Linked DNA regions of Homo sapiens: region 1 is linked to region 2. A link is an interaction called in ENCODE POLR2A ChIA-PET data of the cell type or tissue named here. Cell type or tissue: PC-9. All regions are shown on one strand. Links, peaks and the distances in the headings refer to the core of each region. The heading gives the core; the rest is flanking DNA. Region 1 has its middle 10 kb from the start of STK24-AS1. Region 2 overlaps FARP1 (FERM, ARH/RhoGEF and pleckstrin domain protein 1).

Region 1 (8,096 bases), core at 2,222-4,721, 380 kb after region 2:
CTGTTGGTGAAGATGTGGGGTTCTGGGGAATATCCTGGAACAGAGTTCCCAATGTTCTCCTTCATAGCACCCTTAGTGCCTCAGTGACTTTTTTTATAGTATCTCTGGGCCAAAGGAAATACCTAACAGGCCAATTAGTTAAGAAAATAGAGGCTGGGTGCAGTGACTCATGCCTGTAATCCCAGCACTTTGGGAGGCCGAGGCAGGTGGATCACGTGGATTACGTGAGGTCAGGAGTTCAAGACCAGCCTGGCCAACATGGCAAAACCTCATCTCTACTAATAATACAAAAATTAGCTGGGCATGGTGGCAGGTGCCTGTAATCTCATCTACTTGGGAGACTGAAGCACGAGAATAGCTTGAACCCAGGAAGCGGAGGTTGTAGTGAGCCAAGATAGTGCCACTGCACTCCAGCCTGGATGACAGAATGAAACTGTGTCTCAAAAAAAAAATTTAAGAAAATAGGTACAAACAAATTAATATGGACTCCTGTCTTAGTAACTTAGCCATTTGAAGAAATAGTACTGTACATTTAAAAATAATAGTTTCATTGTATTCTTAAGTAATCCCAATTACTGATGGGACATGTGTTCCTGTTGGACACTGCACAACTTCCCAATCTTTGAATCACAGTGGACATTGCCACCTTCGTTTTTTGTTCCACATTGATTTTTTGTGTGTTTTTAAATCACAATAACTTCCAAAAATATAAGCAACCACTTTGCAAATAATATGACACCACTGAAAAGAATATAGCATGATCTAATGTTAACCTGAGCTACCCGTCAGTGTGGCATCTGACAGATGTTGAATCTCACTATATTTCCTAAAAAAAAAAAAAGTAAAATATTGCATATGGGCACCTCTGAATTTTCTGCAGTACCCAAGAGCACCTTGGGACAGAGTTTGAGAGCCATGGGCTTAGGGAATTAAACAGTCATCAAGTTTGGGACTGTCCTGGTGATATAACTCCCTTGAAAACTGAGAAGAAACCGCAGCCAGAAGCTTATTGAGTCCAGGCTTTTGAATCTAAACCTCATCACTGGAAGCTCAGCCCTCTGCCCCTTAGGGCCCAAGGTCTTATTCTTTCAGGGTAGTTCTCTGCCTCTGAGTGAGTTGATTGAGGTGATAGGCAGGGTTAATCTGCCCCTGTTTCCCTGGATATACCCCAGGCCTGGCAATGGGGGAAATTATTACTCAGCCAGTAATTAGTACTCAGCAGGAGGAGGGAGGAGCCTGGTGCTAGATCCAAGGATCTTGGAGGATCAGGGTCACTTGATTCTCTGACTTCTCCAGAGTCCCAGGCAGGACCAGCTACATTTGCAAAATAAAAATGTGTGCCCTTGTTCAAAGCATATTAATAGTTTAAAGACTATGAGAATAGAGCAGTAAACCAAGCATAGGGCCCTTCTAAGTGTGGGGTGATGTGTGACCATGCAGGTCACACACCCAGCCTGTAAGCCTGCTCTCAGGCTTACTTCCCAGGTGTTTACCCGCCTCTCTGACTAACTCTCACTTACTCCAACTTGGGAGCGTTCATACAGCTTTTGCATTCTGCAGGAAACATGCCTCTTCCAATTTGGGATTGTTGGTGCAGGCTGGAAAGTCCTCCTTCTGCAAGATTCCGTGGCTTTTATCCAAGACTGCATGGCCTCCTGATGTGCCAATTCGGCTGAAGCCTGTCTATTTCTTCTTGCAACTTACTGAAAGCCACAAAAGTAATCAGCACACTCAGCCTGGTTTTTTTAGACTAAGAACTTCCTAAACACTGGGCTGTGTGGCACACCATTACGGTGGCCGTCCGTGCCCCGAGTCCCAGACAGCTGGGCAGTGCCTGGTATTGAAAGCCTCCAGGCCAATTGCCTCTGGCAGGGAGCACCCTCATCTATTTAGATCAGTGGTGCCTGACACAGACTGTGTTTCTTGATGTCGATGAGGAAGCACCATTGTAAAACTTCATTCTCTGCACTTCCCAGATCCAAAGTCTATAAGTGATTTGAGTCCAAAGGCACAAGAGATACCTGACTCTGATTGGCCTGGGGTGGTGGGAGGGGATAAAATCATCCCTCCTGCATCTAGGGACAGAGGATGATTTATTCAGGAAGGAGGGGATGGTATACCCTAAAAAAAGTGACACTGAACAGATAACAGTCCCGTATCCACTGGAATGGGGGAGTTGGAGGTTTGGTCTATGAAGCCAGCTTCAAATCGAGGTTCACTGGCACCAAGGCTCATCAACTTCCCAAACTCTGAGATTTCTGCTGTCTTCCACTCAGCCTCATGCATACCATTTACCTAATCAATTTTCTTCTGGCACCTTTCACTCCTGGTCCCGGTTTCTATGTATTTATTTAATAGAGATAGGGTCTTGCTCTATCACCCAGGCTAGACTGCAATGAAACAATCATAGCACACTGTGACCTCGAACTCCTGGGCTTAAGCCATTCTCCTGCCTCGGCCTCCTGGGTGGCTGAGATTACAGGTGTTTGCCACCACACCTGGCCATGGTCCCAGTTTTTATGCTTGTCCAGACTCTTTCAGTTTCACAGAAACCCTGTGAAAACTAACTTAGGCAGAAAGAGTAATTAATGGGCTCATGTAACAGGGAATTCTAGTATTTATGAATCAGTCACAGTCAAGTTTTAAGAAGAAAATTGCAGAACATGAAGCTGGCTTCTGAATAGTCCATCTAGGGATTCAAAGAAGGGAATCAGGACTCTGTGGGTTCCTATTTTGGCTCCCTGACCTCTGCTGGCATAACTATTAGGTGGGCTCCTTCCATATGGGAGCAAGACAGTTGCTGTCAGCCTTAGGCCTTCATCATGCTAACAGGTTGAGAGCCTAGATTAAAGGGAGCTGTCTTTCATGACAGATCTGCCAAGAGTCGCAGGGAGGACTCTGAGTGGCCTGGGGTGGTGGGAGGGGACAAGATAATCTCATCTGAATCCAGAAACTGAGAATGATTTATTCAGGAAGGAGGGGGTGGTACGCCCTAAAGCCCTAAATAAAGTGATACTGAGCAGATAAGAGCTCTGTATCCACTGGAGTGGGGGAGCTGGGGGTTTGGTTTGTGCAGCTGCTTAATCTGGCAGTGAGGAAATCTTTATGAAGTTCAAGATCTTCTTATAGAGTTAGAAGGATAGCCAGCCTTTAGATCAGGGGCTGGCAAACTTTTTCCATAAAGGCCAGAAAGTAAATATTTTAGGCTTCATGAACCTTGTGGTCTCTGCCCCAGTTACCCAACTCCACAGTGATATCACTAAGCAGCCATAGACAATACCTATAGAGTGAACATGACTGTATTGTGATGAAACTTTATTTACACAAACAGGTGGCAGGACAGATTTGTACCTGGGAGCCATAGTTTGTTGACCTCTGACCTGAGTGAGTGATTTTGGTAAACTGGGTGAGTGGTAAGAACCATAGAATAGGGTTCAAACAGGACAAGTTTAAGAGAGTAACATAAAGGAATAAAAAGAAACTACAGCCATCTTATGTGAATATGTAGCGTCGACAGAAAGAGATAAAGGAGCCATCCTGGACTGTGAGCTGTAATACATAATTGTAGTTCAAGATAAAGGCAAGGTCCAAAATACATCTATAACTGGTAAGAGCTCAAGGAGGTGAACCTGTCTACAGAGGATTCAGGCCTTCCAGGAACATCACCATGGACCTTCATGAAAAGGGGGTCATGGAAGACCATCTGTGAGGAATCATGAGCTCTGGAAAGTCAGGGTGCAAGTTTATTTTTTTTCTTTGTGACCCCAACAGTGTTCCCACCATAAGAATATAAAAGAATCGTGTAGAAAATACTTGTTCATAAGTCAGACGCAGGCAAGCTTTAATAGAGAATACTGAGTTTTAATAATAGAATTATTTAGAAAATACTTAGGCCGAGCATGGTGGCGGCTCACACCTGTAATCCCAGCACTTTGGGAGGCTGAGGTGGGAGGATCACTTGAGGTCAGGAGTTCGAGACCAGCCTGGGCAACATGGTGAAAACTGTCTCTACTGAAAATACAAGAATTAGCCAGGCATGGTGGTGCATGCCTGTAATCCCAGCTACTCAGGAAGCTGAGGCAGGAGAATCACTTGAACCCAGGAGGCGGTGGTTGCAGTGAGCTGAGATCACACCACTGCACTCCAGCCTGGATGAGAGTGAGACACTGTCTCAAAAAAACAAAAACAAAAAAATATAAAAATTAGCCAAGTGTGGTGACATGCACCTGTAGTCCCAGCTACTTGGGAGGCTGAGGTGGAAAGATCACATGAGCCTGTGGAGGTCAAGGCTGCAGTGAGCCATGATCACGCTACTGCACTCCAGCCTGAGTGACAGAGTGAAACCCCCCAACCAAAAAAAAAAAAAAAAAGCCAGGTATAGTGTGTAGCGGTAGGTTCCTGTAGTCCCAACTACCTGGAAGGCTGAGACAGGAGGATCCCTTGAGCCCAGGAGTTCCAGGATACAGTTAGCCATGATCACGCCACTGTACTCCAGCCTGGGTGACACAGTGAGACCCTGTCTCTAAAAAAAAAAAAAAAAGCTTAAAAATATAGGGAAATCAGCTGGGCGTGGCAGCTCAAGCCTGTAATCCTAGCACTTTGGGAGGCCAAGGCAGGCAGATCAGTTGAGGCCAGGAGTTCGAGACCAGCCTGGCCAACATGGCAAAACCTGTCACTACTAAAAATACAAAAAAATTAGCCAGGTGTGGTGGCACAGGCCTGTAGTCCCAGCTACACTGGAGGCCGAGGCAGGAGAATCGCTTTAACCTGGGAGGCAGAAGTTGCAGTGAGCTGAGATTGCCCCCCTGCACTCCAGCCTGCGTGACAGAGCGAGATTCCATCTCAAAAAAAAAAAAAAAAATAAAGAAAGAGAAATTGGCACTTATGTACCACTGGTAGAAATATAAATTAGTATGATTTTCCTAGAGGGACCTTTAGTGAAACAAGAAAACCTTTCAAATATTCATACTTTTTAAATAAATTTTTACTTTGAGATATGATACATAGGATATAATTACAACTACTTACAAATGTATATATGAAGATGAGATCATATTGCTGTTTATAAGAGAGAAAAAATTGAAAAATGCTTGAAATACACAATTATAACCATTTGGCTAAAAATTATGCTACAATCATAGAATGGTAGAAATTCTATCTAGCATTAAATTATTGCACAAATTAATATTGACATACTTATGAAAGATGTGGATGGTTCATATATGGATAAGTGAGAAAAGCAAGTTATTAGAAAGTATTTATATTATGATAACATTTTTCACTCATGTATATGTAGAATTCTGCTTCTGGATATGGCTGACTAGTTTATTTCAGAGCAATCCTGCCATTAAGAATGACTAGAAAAGCTAGACAGAATAGTTAACAAGGGAAAATCCAAAACCCATGTGCTTGGAATTATCAGAGAACTAGCAAGGCAATTTGTAGAGCCAAGATCCAGAAGAGATGGAAGCTAAGAGAGGCAAGCCTGGCACCGGGCACTGCATCTCTCCTTGAGGCAGTTGCTAATTTGGAAGACAACTGAGTGGCAAAAGGGAAAACAGAGGTTTAGCACTTTGACAGGGCCAGGTGGGCACAGTTTGGGTTTCAGTGCCCTTTATGGAAGAGAAGTTCTGGCAAACAATCCAGGCTTTTGATTGGGACCACAAAGCACTCCATTCTTAGAGTAAGGGTGAATGGAAAATAGACTAACTCTCACAAGGAATGAAGTCCAGCTTCAAATCAGCTCAAAAAATTAGATTAAGATCTTATGCCCCTAGCCCACTTATTTTTATTTATTTATTTATTTTTTAAATTGAGACGGAGTCTCACTCTGTCTCCCAGGCTGGAGTGCAGTGGTGCAATCTTGGCTCACTGCACCCTCTGCCACCCGGGTTCAAGAGATTCTCCTGCCTTAGCCTCCCAAGTAGCTGGGACTATAGGTGAGCACCACCATACCCAGCTAATTTTTTTGTATTTTTAGTAGAGATGGGGTTTCGCCATGTTGGCCAGGCTGGTCTCGAACTCCTGATCACAGGTGATCCGCCCGCCTCGGCCCGGCAAAGTGCTAGGATTACAGGCGTGAGCCGCCGTGCCCGGCCTCCCCTAGCCCACTTTATGCCGGAAGTAAACATGAATCCTCTCTGGAGGAAGATACTATCATCTAAAGCCTCAAACCATCTCTGCATTTTTTCATACACTATGTGTGGTACTCAATAAAAAATACTCCAGGCAAAGTAGAAAAGTAGAATAGAACTTACAAAATAAAATCAGGTATACAAAAAGATAACACTTGACAAAAGCCGGGAGAAGAAGCATACAATGTGAACTCACGCATAGGAGACATGGAAGTGCTGAGCATGAAATTAGAATCAACATGACTAACACATTCAAGAGATTAAATGACAAGATGGAGAATTTTGAGACAATTGGAAACTATAAAAAAGAGTTAAAATTCTGGCCAGGTGTGGTGGCTCATGCCACCAACCTTGCAGTGAGCCAAGATCACGCCACTGAACTCCAGCCTGGGTGACAAAGCAAGACTCCGTCTCAAAAAAAAAAAAGAAAGAAAGAAAGAAAGAAAATCTACAAATGAAAATACAATAGTTCAATGTTAAAAACAAAAACAAAAACAAAACAAAACAAAAAAACAAAGAATAATGGGTTTAAAAGCTGATTAGACCAGGTGCGGTGGCTCACGCCTGTAATCCCAGCACTTTGAGAGGCCAAGGCGGGTGAATCACCTGAGGTCAGGAGTCAGAGACCACCCTGGCCAACATGGAGAAACCACATCTCTACTAAGCATACAAAAATTAGGCAGGTGTGGTAGCACACGCCTCTAGTCCCAACTACTCGGGAGGCTGAGGCAGGAGAATCACTTGAACCCGGGAGGCAGAGGTTGCAGTGAGCTGAGATCACGCCACTGCACTCCAGCCTGGCCGACGGAGCAAGACTCTGTCTCAAAAAACAAACAAACAAAAAGAGCTAATTAGATACAACTGAAGAGAGATTTAATAAATGGAAAACAGTGTGTGTGTTTGTGTGTATGTGTGTGTATGCAGTGATGCACTGATGCTCAATATATAATGTTGAATAAAAGAAGGCAGGTATAAAAGAATACTATAAATACCAAGGAGTACTGCATGGTTCTACTTACATAAAATTCAAAATCAGACAAAACTAATCTATAGTGTCAGACATCCACAGAGTAGTTACATTTAGGAAAGATAAAGAGAACAAGGTGTGGGAATTAAGGAGGGGTGGGGGGTCTATGTCTTGACCTAAGGTATGGTTGGTTACACTATTGAATCCACTTTGAGTTATTTATCAAGCTGTTCATGATTTGTGTATTTCTCTCTGTGTGTTACATGTCAATAAAATACTTACTAATATATATGTGGGCTGGGGATGTGGTGGCTCATGCCCGTAATTTCAGCAACTTGGGAAGCCAAGGCAGGAGGATCACTTGAGCCCAGGAGTTTGAGACCAGCCTGAGCAAGGTGGTGAGACTCCATCTCTACAAAAAATTAAAACATTTATCCAGGCATGATGGTGCACACCTGTAGTCCCAGCTACTCAGGAGGCTTGAGCCCAGAAGGTTGAGGCTGTAATGAGCCAAGATGGCACTGCAGTACTCCAGCCTGGGCAGCAGAAGGAGACCCTGTCTGAAAAAAAAAAGTAAAATTAAAAAATGTATATACACACATATAAATCTGAAATGCTATTAATAGAGGTTATCTTTGAGCAGTATGGATAACTTTTTTGTTTGTTTTTTTCTACAGTAGTCATGGATTCTTTTTGAAAAAGGAAATTGAAAAAAGAAAAAGATGGCCAGGTGCGGTGGCTTACGCCTATAATCCCAGCACTTTGGGAGGCCAAGGCAGGCAGACCACCTGAGGTCAGGAGTTCGAGACCAGCCTGGAATGCAACATGGTGAAACCCCGTCTCTACTAAGAATACAAAAATTACCTGGGCAAGGTGGCAGGCACCTGTAATCCCAGCTACTTGGGAGGCTGAGGCAGGGAGAATCCCTGGAACCGGGGAGGCGGAGGTTGCAGTGAGCCAAGATCACACCACTGCACTTCAGCCTGGGGGACAGA
Region 2 (8,096 bases), core at 2,963-5,462:
AATTTATAACTATGTTTGGACAAAGCTTTAATCTGTTGCATGTAACATTTTCTTTGGATGTTCATCTGTCATTTTTCTTTTTTCTTGCAGCATCTTTGTAAAGGTTTTTTTGTTTGTTTGTTTTTTGGTTAGTAGGTATGAAGTAGCTCTTTGCAGGAGCCTCAGTGGGCCAGCAGACAGAGCCGTGTTCCATACTAATAGGAATTTTCATGACTTGAGGTTGTGTGTGTGTGTGTGTGTGTGTGTGTGTGTGTGTGTGTGATCCTTTCAACCTTTGCTATTCCCTTATTTGCTGAAACTTTGGTAGTCAACCTTGGTGGTATGTCTAATGCAGTCTGTCTTTTTCATCTTGCCTCAGCGACAGACTGCTTCCTACAAATATGGCTTGCCTGTATGGTTTCTCATTTCATATCAATCTCACTATGTCCAGGGAAGCTGTTACTGTGAATCTGCACACCTGTCCCTGTTATTCCAAGAAAGTTATGACTGGTTTGCTGCTTATTTGAAGCTCCGCCATTTTTATCTGAGATCTGTAGCCATGAGCAGCCTCTCCAAGCATTTTCCTTCCCTTCTTTCTGACCTTCACTGCAGCTTGGCACATTTTTGTTACATTTTCTGGTTTGGGGCTACAGATGTCTCCCAGTTTCCTCAGGGATGGAATTTGTGTTTTTTAGTTTACTGCTTATTGCTTTTGGATGAATTGCAAGAGGAAGTCCTTATAAGTCAGGATACTAAGACAAGACAACTCTAGTTTTTTACCTTTTCTCTGGCGGTTAAAAATCTTGTTACTTCTTTGTTGTTACTTTTTTAAAGTAATTTCTCAAATAGAGCTAACTAATAAAGTAGTTTTGCAAGCAGCTTTTAACTTTAAGGTCTGGAATAATCACTTTAGTAATAAGGTATCACAAGGAAAGAAATAGTCTATATTTTGACTATTCCTCAAGAATTTCAGAAGTCAGGAAGTTAATGGAGATAAATTCAGAATAGAGCATAGGTTAATATTTATACACTAGAGGCCTTTCGGTTTGTTGGATTTGTTTATCTGGAAGACGGCATTTTATTACTGGGCTTACCAGTTTTGCTATCAAGCATCAACTGTGGTTACCCATTTATGACTTGCCAGCGTTCCTGAGATGTTCCCTTAGCGTTCTTAGGATGCTCAACTCAAAACTCTTGGCTGGATTTATGATTGAATTAAACAGACTTTTCCATGTACAGCAACAGTCTGCATGCAAGTATGATAACAGAGAGAAAGTATGACATACTTTGTTCAAGCATCAGTATCCAGAAGTAGAAATAACCTAGACATGAGATCATTTGAGAACTAAAGAGAAAGGAAGTTAAGCTACCAAGTATCTGTTAATGACTAACTCAATTAAATTTTTAAATGCCAAGGTGCTAAAAATTAGAATATATATTTATCTGGGGATTTTGGGCAAGAGGGAGAGAAAGGATTCAGTTCAGAGGATGAGGAGTCTTGCTTTTTGCTTAGGTAGGACAAGGAGAAGATATCTGCAGGGAGGGTCTGAGCACCTTTAGGCTGGGGTGAGGTGGGAGAGTAGAGCCCTTCCTTCCTGCCGTCATCGGCTCCCTGGATGGGCATCAACACCATAGCCAGGTCCATGCCTGCTTGACTCAGAGTGACAAGCCCAGCTATAGCCCAGTGTGAATTACCGTGCACAGGGCCTGTCCCTGCTGAGCAAGTGCAGGGCAGAAGGGGTGGGGTGGGGGAGGGGCCACACCAAAGTACGAAAAGTGCATGGAGGGGCTGGGAATGGGGAAGGCCAACTTGACTGATGGCATAGTTTTCTCTGGAGATTGCATTTATTTTTAACCATGAGACAGTGAACAGAAAACATATATGGAATAGAAGTAATTTTGCCTGGCTTGTGAAGATTATTTTGGACACAACTGACTTCATAATGAATATACTGCTCCCCGACCACCACCTCCACACACACACACACACACACACACACACACACACACACACACACACACACACACACACACTTTGATTCATTGGCCCAGTATTGAGGATCTCTCTTCCACTTCGGTGAAGGGCACTAGGCTGGGATTCTAGATTAACCAGGCTGGTCTCATCTCTCAAGGCTAATGAGTGAATGAACCAAAGCAGAGATCACACAACCAAACAGATTAGAAACAGATGCTTAGAAAAAGCTTATTTGAGGCAGAAGTGAGAAAGGCACTTATATAACAGACCTGTGGAATCAGGCATTCAAAAAAGAAGGGGCCAGCGTGGTGGCTAACTCCTGTAATCCCAGCACTTGGATCATTTGAAGTCAGGAGTTCAAGACCAGCCTAGCCAACATGGTGAAACCCCATCTCTACTGGGGAGAAAAAAAAAAAAAAAAGCCGGGCATGGTGGTGGGCATCTGTAATCCCAGCTACTGGGGAGGTTGAGGCAGGAGAATCGCTTGAACCTGGAAGGCAGAGGTTGCAGTGAGCCGAGATTGCGCCATTGCACTCCAGCCTGGGTGACAGAACAAGACTCCATCTCAAAAAAAAAAAAAAAGCAGTTCTCAGATCTTCACTCCATATGTCATCTGGTAACACTGGGGTTCTGAGACAGACAGTGTTAGCTCCAGAAGCATTGCCTGTCTTAGAACCCCTATGTTACCAGACGACATAAGGAGTGAATAAAATCTTCAAAAGGCTTTGATGGACCGTAGGTGAGGAAGGTGAGTGTGGGAGAAGTCAGGAGTAAATGGTGTTTCCTAGACAGTGATCAGGTGTTTCCTAGACATGTTCGATGGAAGGACACGCCCTTTTAGGCCCTGGTGATTTGAGTCGCTGTGGATGTGATCCCATAGTTTCTGATTTGCTGACCTCAGGGCCAGCCCTTGTGTCTATGGTGACAGCATTAGAGGTTTCATTGCAGAGGAAGTAAGGAATTCATTAGGAAACTTCTGGGGACCTACTCTTAAGGAAAAGGCTGAGAATGAGTTAGGGAAGAAAACTCTACAAAATGAGATTTGGAAACCGGATGGTTTTCCTGAAGAGAAGGCTTTAACACTTTCCTGAGTTTTGTTTGTTTGTTTTTGTATTTGAGACAGAGTCTTGCTCTGTCACCCAGGCTGGAGTGCAGTGGCACGATCTCGGCTCACTGTAAGCTCCGCCTCCCGGGTTCACGCCATTCTCCTGCCTCAGCCTCCCGAGTAGCTGGGACTATAGGCGCCCACCACCATGCCCGGCTAATTTTTTGTATTTTTAGTAGAGACAGGGTTTCGCCGTGTTGTCCAGGATGGTCTCGATCTCCTGACCTCGTGATCCACCCGCCTTGGCCTCCCAAAGTGCTGGGATTACAGGCGTGAGCCACCGCGCCCAGCCAACTTTCCTGAGTTTTAAAGCAGTGGTAGAAGTTTCCAGGTGAAGAAAGAGGGCAAAGTGCTGAGCCACAGTGAGCCACGTGTGGAGACCTGGAGGCAGACAGAGGCAGCGGGAGGGGAGGGAGAAGCTGAGGGATCAGGAGACAGACTATCTGGGGAGGAAAGATTTTTTTTTTTTTTTTTTTTTTTTAAGGAAAATAACTTTGTTGGCTGGGCACGGTGGGTCACGCCTGTAATCCCAGCACTTTGGGAGGCTGAGGCGGGTGGATTACTTGAGGTCAGGAGTTCAAGACCAGCCTAGCCAACATGGTGAAACCCTGTCTCTACTAAAAATACAACAATTAGCTGGGTGTGGTGGTGTGCGCCTGTGATCCCAGCTACTCGGGATGCTGAGGCAGGAGAATCGCTTGAACCTGGGAGACAGAGGTTGCAGTGAGCCAAGATGTTGCTATTGCACTCCAGCCTGGGCAATAGAGTAAAACTGTGTCTCAAAAAAAAAAAAAAAAAAAAAAAAAAAAAAAAAGAAAAAGCCGGGGGTGGTGGTGCACGCCTGTAATCCCAGCTACCCGGGAGGCTGAGGCAGGAGAATTGCTTGAACCTGGGAGGTGGAGGTTGCAGTGAGCCGAGATTGCGCCACTGCACTCCAGCCTAGGTAACAGAGTTTGAGATTCCATTGCAAATAATAATAATAATCATAATAATAATAGTAAAATAAAATTAATAAAAAATAAAAAAAACTTTGTTGATACTATAGTACAATGTATAGAATGGTAGAATGGCTTCTTGGGAAAGGGGGAATAGTTGGTGGGGTGGGTGGCTGGAAAGAAATGAAGGGTGACTTTTTCTCAAATGTGAGTGAGACGCAGCTCACAGTTCCATTCCTTGCACCCCAGATAGCTCTGTGGTGCCCCTTCTGTGGCCCCTTTGTCCAGAAGTGCCCCCTGGGGGTCTCTTTTTCCCATTTCTTCTTTCTCCATGACCCTCACCATTGGGCCTGATGGTTCATTTTGCTTTTTTGGTTATACATTCACCTCCTTTCATTGATTCTAATGGCTTTCACCCTGAACCCATAGCCCAGACCCAGCCTGGACAGGACAGCTCCCAGACAGGACAACCCACAGGATGTCCTTTTATAGCCCCAGGGAGCATTCCAAAGCACACTCACACCTCCCCCTCCTACTTCCTCCCTTCTGCCCTGATTTCAAACTTTCTCATCAGTGTTGGACTTTCTTTTTCGTTTTTCTATCTTTTCTTTTTTTTTGAGACAGAGTCTCGCTCTGTCGCCCAGGCTGGAGTGCGGTGGCGCGATCTTGGCTCACTGCAACCTCCGCCTTCCGGGTTCACGCCATTCTCCTGCCTCAGCCTCCCGAGTAGCTGGGACTACAGGCGCCCGCCACCACGCCTGGCTAATTTTCTGTATTTTTAGTAGAGACGGGGTTTCACCATGTTAGCCAGGATAGTCTCCATCTCCTGACCTCGTGATCTGCCCGCCTCAGCCTCCCAAAGTACTGGGATTACAGGCGTGAGCCACCGCACCCAGCCCAGTGTTGGACCTTTACCTCCTCTTGGTAGCTAACCATTTTTAACATTGGGTTAGTTTTTCCACAGAAGTAGATTTTATAGCATCACCTTTTGATTTCCATTGCTGCTGTCCAGATTGGCACTTCAAGCATGAATTGTTACAGGTGATTTGTAACTGGATGCCCCAGCCCCTGCCCTCCCAACCCTCTTTCTTTAGTTATATATAGTACCATCCTCAGGCTCATTTTTCTGAAATTGTTGTTGTTGTGTTGTTACTCTTCCCTCAGTGGCTCCTGCTGCCTGCAGGGTAAAGACCATATTTTTCAGCCAGGCATTTGAAGTCCTCTAAAGGAGGGGTCCCCAGATCCTGGGCCGTGGACCAGTGGTCCGTGGCCTTTCAGGAACTGGGCCGCACAGCAGGAGGTGAGCGGCAGGCGAGCATCACCACCTGAGCTCCGCCTCCTGTCAGATCAGCTGCAAGCATTAGATTCTCATAGGAGCACAGACCCTGTTGGGAACTGCGCATGCGAGGGATCTAGATTGTGCGCTCCTTATGAGAATCTAATGCCTGATGATCTGAGGTGGAACCATTTCATCCCGCAACCATTGCCTCTACTTTGTCTGTGGAAAAACTGTCTTCCACAAAACAAGTCCCTGGTGCCACAAAGGTTGGGGACCGCTGCTCTAGCACCTGACTTCAAATCATTTCTAAAATACATCTTGAACTCTCTGGCTCTGATTCTCACTCTTTTTTGCCTGTGCCATCGTGTTTCTGTCCCGTAACTCTGTGGATGCCATTCCACTTCCCAGGAGTGCCTTTTCCTTGTCTGTCTCCTGTCTCTTTCCAAGTATTTTCCAACATTTGAGACCAACTTGAGTTCAATTCTCACCTTCTCCATGATGGAAGGCTTCCCTCTCTTTTAACCACTTCATCTCACCTGGAAATCTCGTTCCCTTATGTCCTTCTGACACTAAATATGCAGCCACATATAAATATACTGGCTGAGTGGTCCAGTCGTTAAGCAGCCAGTATTGACCTCCACTCCGTGTGAGGCATTGTGCCTAGGTAGGCGCTGAGCTGCAAAGGACATTCGAGATTGGGTTCCTGCTTTAAGGGCATCACAGTGCCTTCTCCACACACGTGGGCTCAACCACCATGATGTGGCTTTGACAGCCACGAGCACAGAGGGGATAACACATGTGCTCTGCACCAGATGCCAGGATGTGACATTTGTTTTCGTTTTTGAGATGGAGTTTCACGCTTGTCCCCCAGGCTGGAGTGCAGTGGTGCAATGTTGGCTCACTGCAACCTCCACCTCCTGGCTTCAAGCGATTCTCCTGCCTCAGCCTCCCAAGTAGCCAGGACTACAGGTACATGCCACCACACCTGGCTAATTTTTGTGTTTTTAGTAGAGGTGGGGTTTCACTATGTTGGCCAGGCTGGTCTCGAACTCCTGACCTCAGGTGATTCACCCACCTTGGCCTCCGAAAGTGCTGGGATTACAGGCGTGAGCCACCGTGCCTGGCTGGGATGTGACATTTGAACTGAATTTTAAAGCAGTGGTAGAAGTTTCCAGGTGAAGAAAGAGGGCAAAGCACTCAGCCACAGCAAGCCACGCATGTGGAGACCTGGAGCCAGACAGAGGCAGCGAGAGGGGAGGGAGAAGCTGAGGGTGTCATTAGACAAGAGTAGACTATCTGGGGAGGAAAGATGATTGTTTTTAGGAAAATAACTGTTGATAGTATAGTATAGTGTGTAGAATGGCTTCTTGGGAAAGGGGAAATAGTTGGGGGGGTGGGTGGCTGGAAAGAAATGAATTATTAGGTGGTTATTGTAATAGAAATAGACACTAGAAACCAAGAAAAATGACCCTACTCTCTGTTGCCTCTGTATGAGTGTATGTCTGCGAGTGTATGTCTATTTCCTCAACCAGATTATTAGCCCGAGCTCTGCAGTGCGCGTTTTACCTGTTTATCTTTAGAATACCCACAGTACTTAGCATGTAACTATGTCCATAAAGGTAATTAATGGATGCTAATGATATGGTTTAGGCACTGTTTATCATCTTCCCACCAGACTTCAATGTGTAAAAAGTAGTGCCTAGCCTAGCTCATTGTAGACACTGAATAATTAAGAACAGACTGTAAAACGAGAAAGGAATAAAATATGCAACAATATGCAAAATTATTCAAAAGAATAAAGTATGCAAAAAGTATTTGCATGCCTTGAGTGCTTAAAGGTGACTTTGTGAGTGAACCGATGCCTCCCTATATGTGATTCCTGTGCAGGGGATGGAGCCCCCTGCCCACCTGGGTGGGGTTCAAGGTGGCACACAGCTTGGGTGGTAGTCTCCTATTCTGATGTGTTTTTCTTTCTCACTGCTTCCTGCAGATATTCTCTAAGCCGCTTTCATCATGGGAGAAATAGAGCAGAGGCCGACCCCAGGATCACGACTGGGGGCCCCGGAAAATTCGGGGATCAGTACCTTGGAACGTGGACAGAAGCCGCCCCCAACACCTTCAGGAAAACTCGTGTCCATCAAAATCCAGATGCTGGATGACACCCAGGAGGCATTTGAAGTTCCAGTAAGTTGGGGGCTTATCTGTAACCCAGGAGTGTGGTAGGGGACAGCCTTTGGTGTGAGGAGGTTCGGCTCATTCCCATGGCCAGTGACATGAGGCGGCTGGAGGTCCTGCATGTTCAGCACCTCCCTCCCCGCCCCCCAATGGCCCCGCTGACCCGTTCTGGTTTCGAGCTCTCCAGTGTCTAGATTTATGCTTGAACCACCCACATAGTGATGTCAGTGGCCTCGGCACTTGAATTTTACTATGAACTTTCATTCAAATATATATATGTAATCTAAGTGCATATGTATATGTTATGTATATATATGTAACTGGAGGGAAGAGTGGTCTTGTGGCTGGATCCCAGTTTAATTTACTGGTCATAGACAATTCCTCTCTCACATTGGTGCTTGTGCGTGTGTGTTTGTGGCAGGGGGGCTGTCGAACTCAAGTCCCGGTTACTGGCAAGAACAGTCCCGAGAGCATCATTAAAGAGCCACGTGTGTTTTCATGTGAGGGAATCAGGAGAGCCTGTGCATGCAACCCCACAGGGCAGGTGTGGGAGTATCGAAAAGCCTCCTTCCGAGCCTGCCATATGGCAGCCCTAGAGATGGGGAGGCCCTGCCACCGCAGGGCCCTGGACAGAGCAGCCTGGGGGCC

The links. Peaks named below come from ENCODE experiments on the same cell type or tissue, not always from the same donor. Only the 100,000 strongest peaks of a DNase experiment are listed, where the experiment ranks them.
Region 1: POLR2A ChIA-PET joins it to region 2 with 16 read pairs; 3 of 35 experiments call an interaction of 5 or more read pairs at or near these places.

Annotation. Positions count from the first base shown.
Region 1 is chr13:98,583,655-98,591,750 of GRCh38, forward strand. No RefSeq gene overlaps it. Among named protein-coding and RNA genes, the nearest start is that of STK24-AS1, 10 kb to the left of the region's middle. In PC-9, for the core only: no CTCF peak of the experiment used is centred there; a DNase peak (open chromatin) is centred at 3,297; H3K27ac peaks cover 671 bases.
Region 2 is chr13:98,205,957-98,214,052 of GRCh38, forward strand. It overlaps FARP1 (FERM, ARH/RhoGEF and pleckstrin domain protein 1), which reads left to right. Exons shown (of 27, transcript NM_005766.4): 2 at 7,264-7,457. The coding sequence starts at 7,287. MIR3170 (microRNA 3170) reads left to right here and starts at 2,568; the gene lies at 2,568-2,644. In PC-9, for the core only: no CTCF peak of the experiment used is centred there; a DNase peak (open chromatin) is centred at 4,495.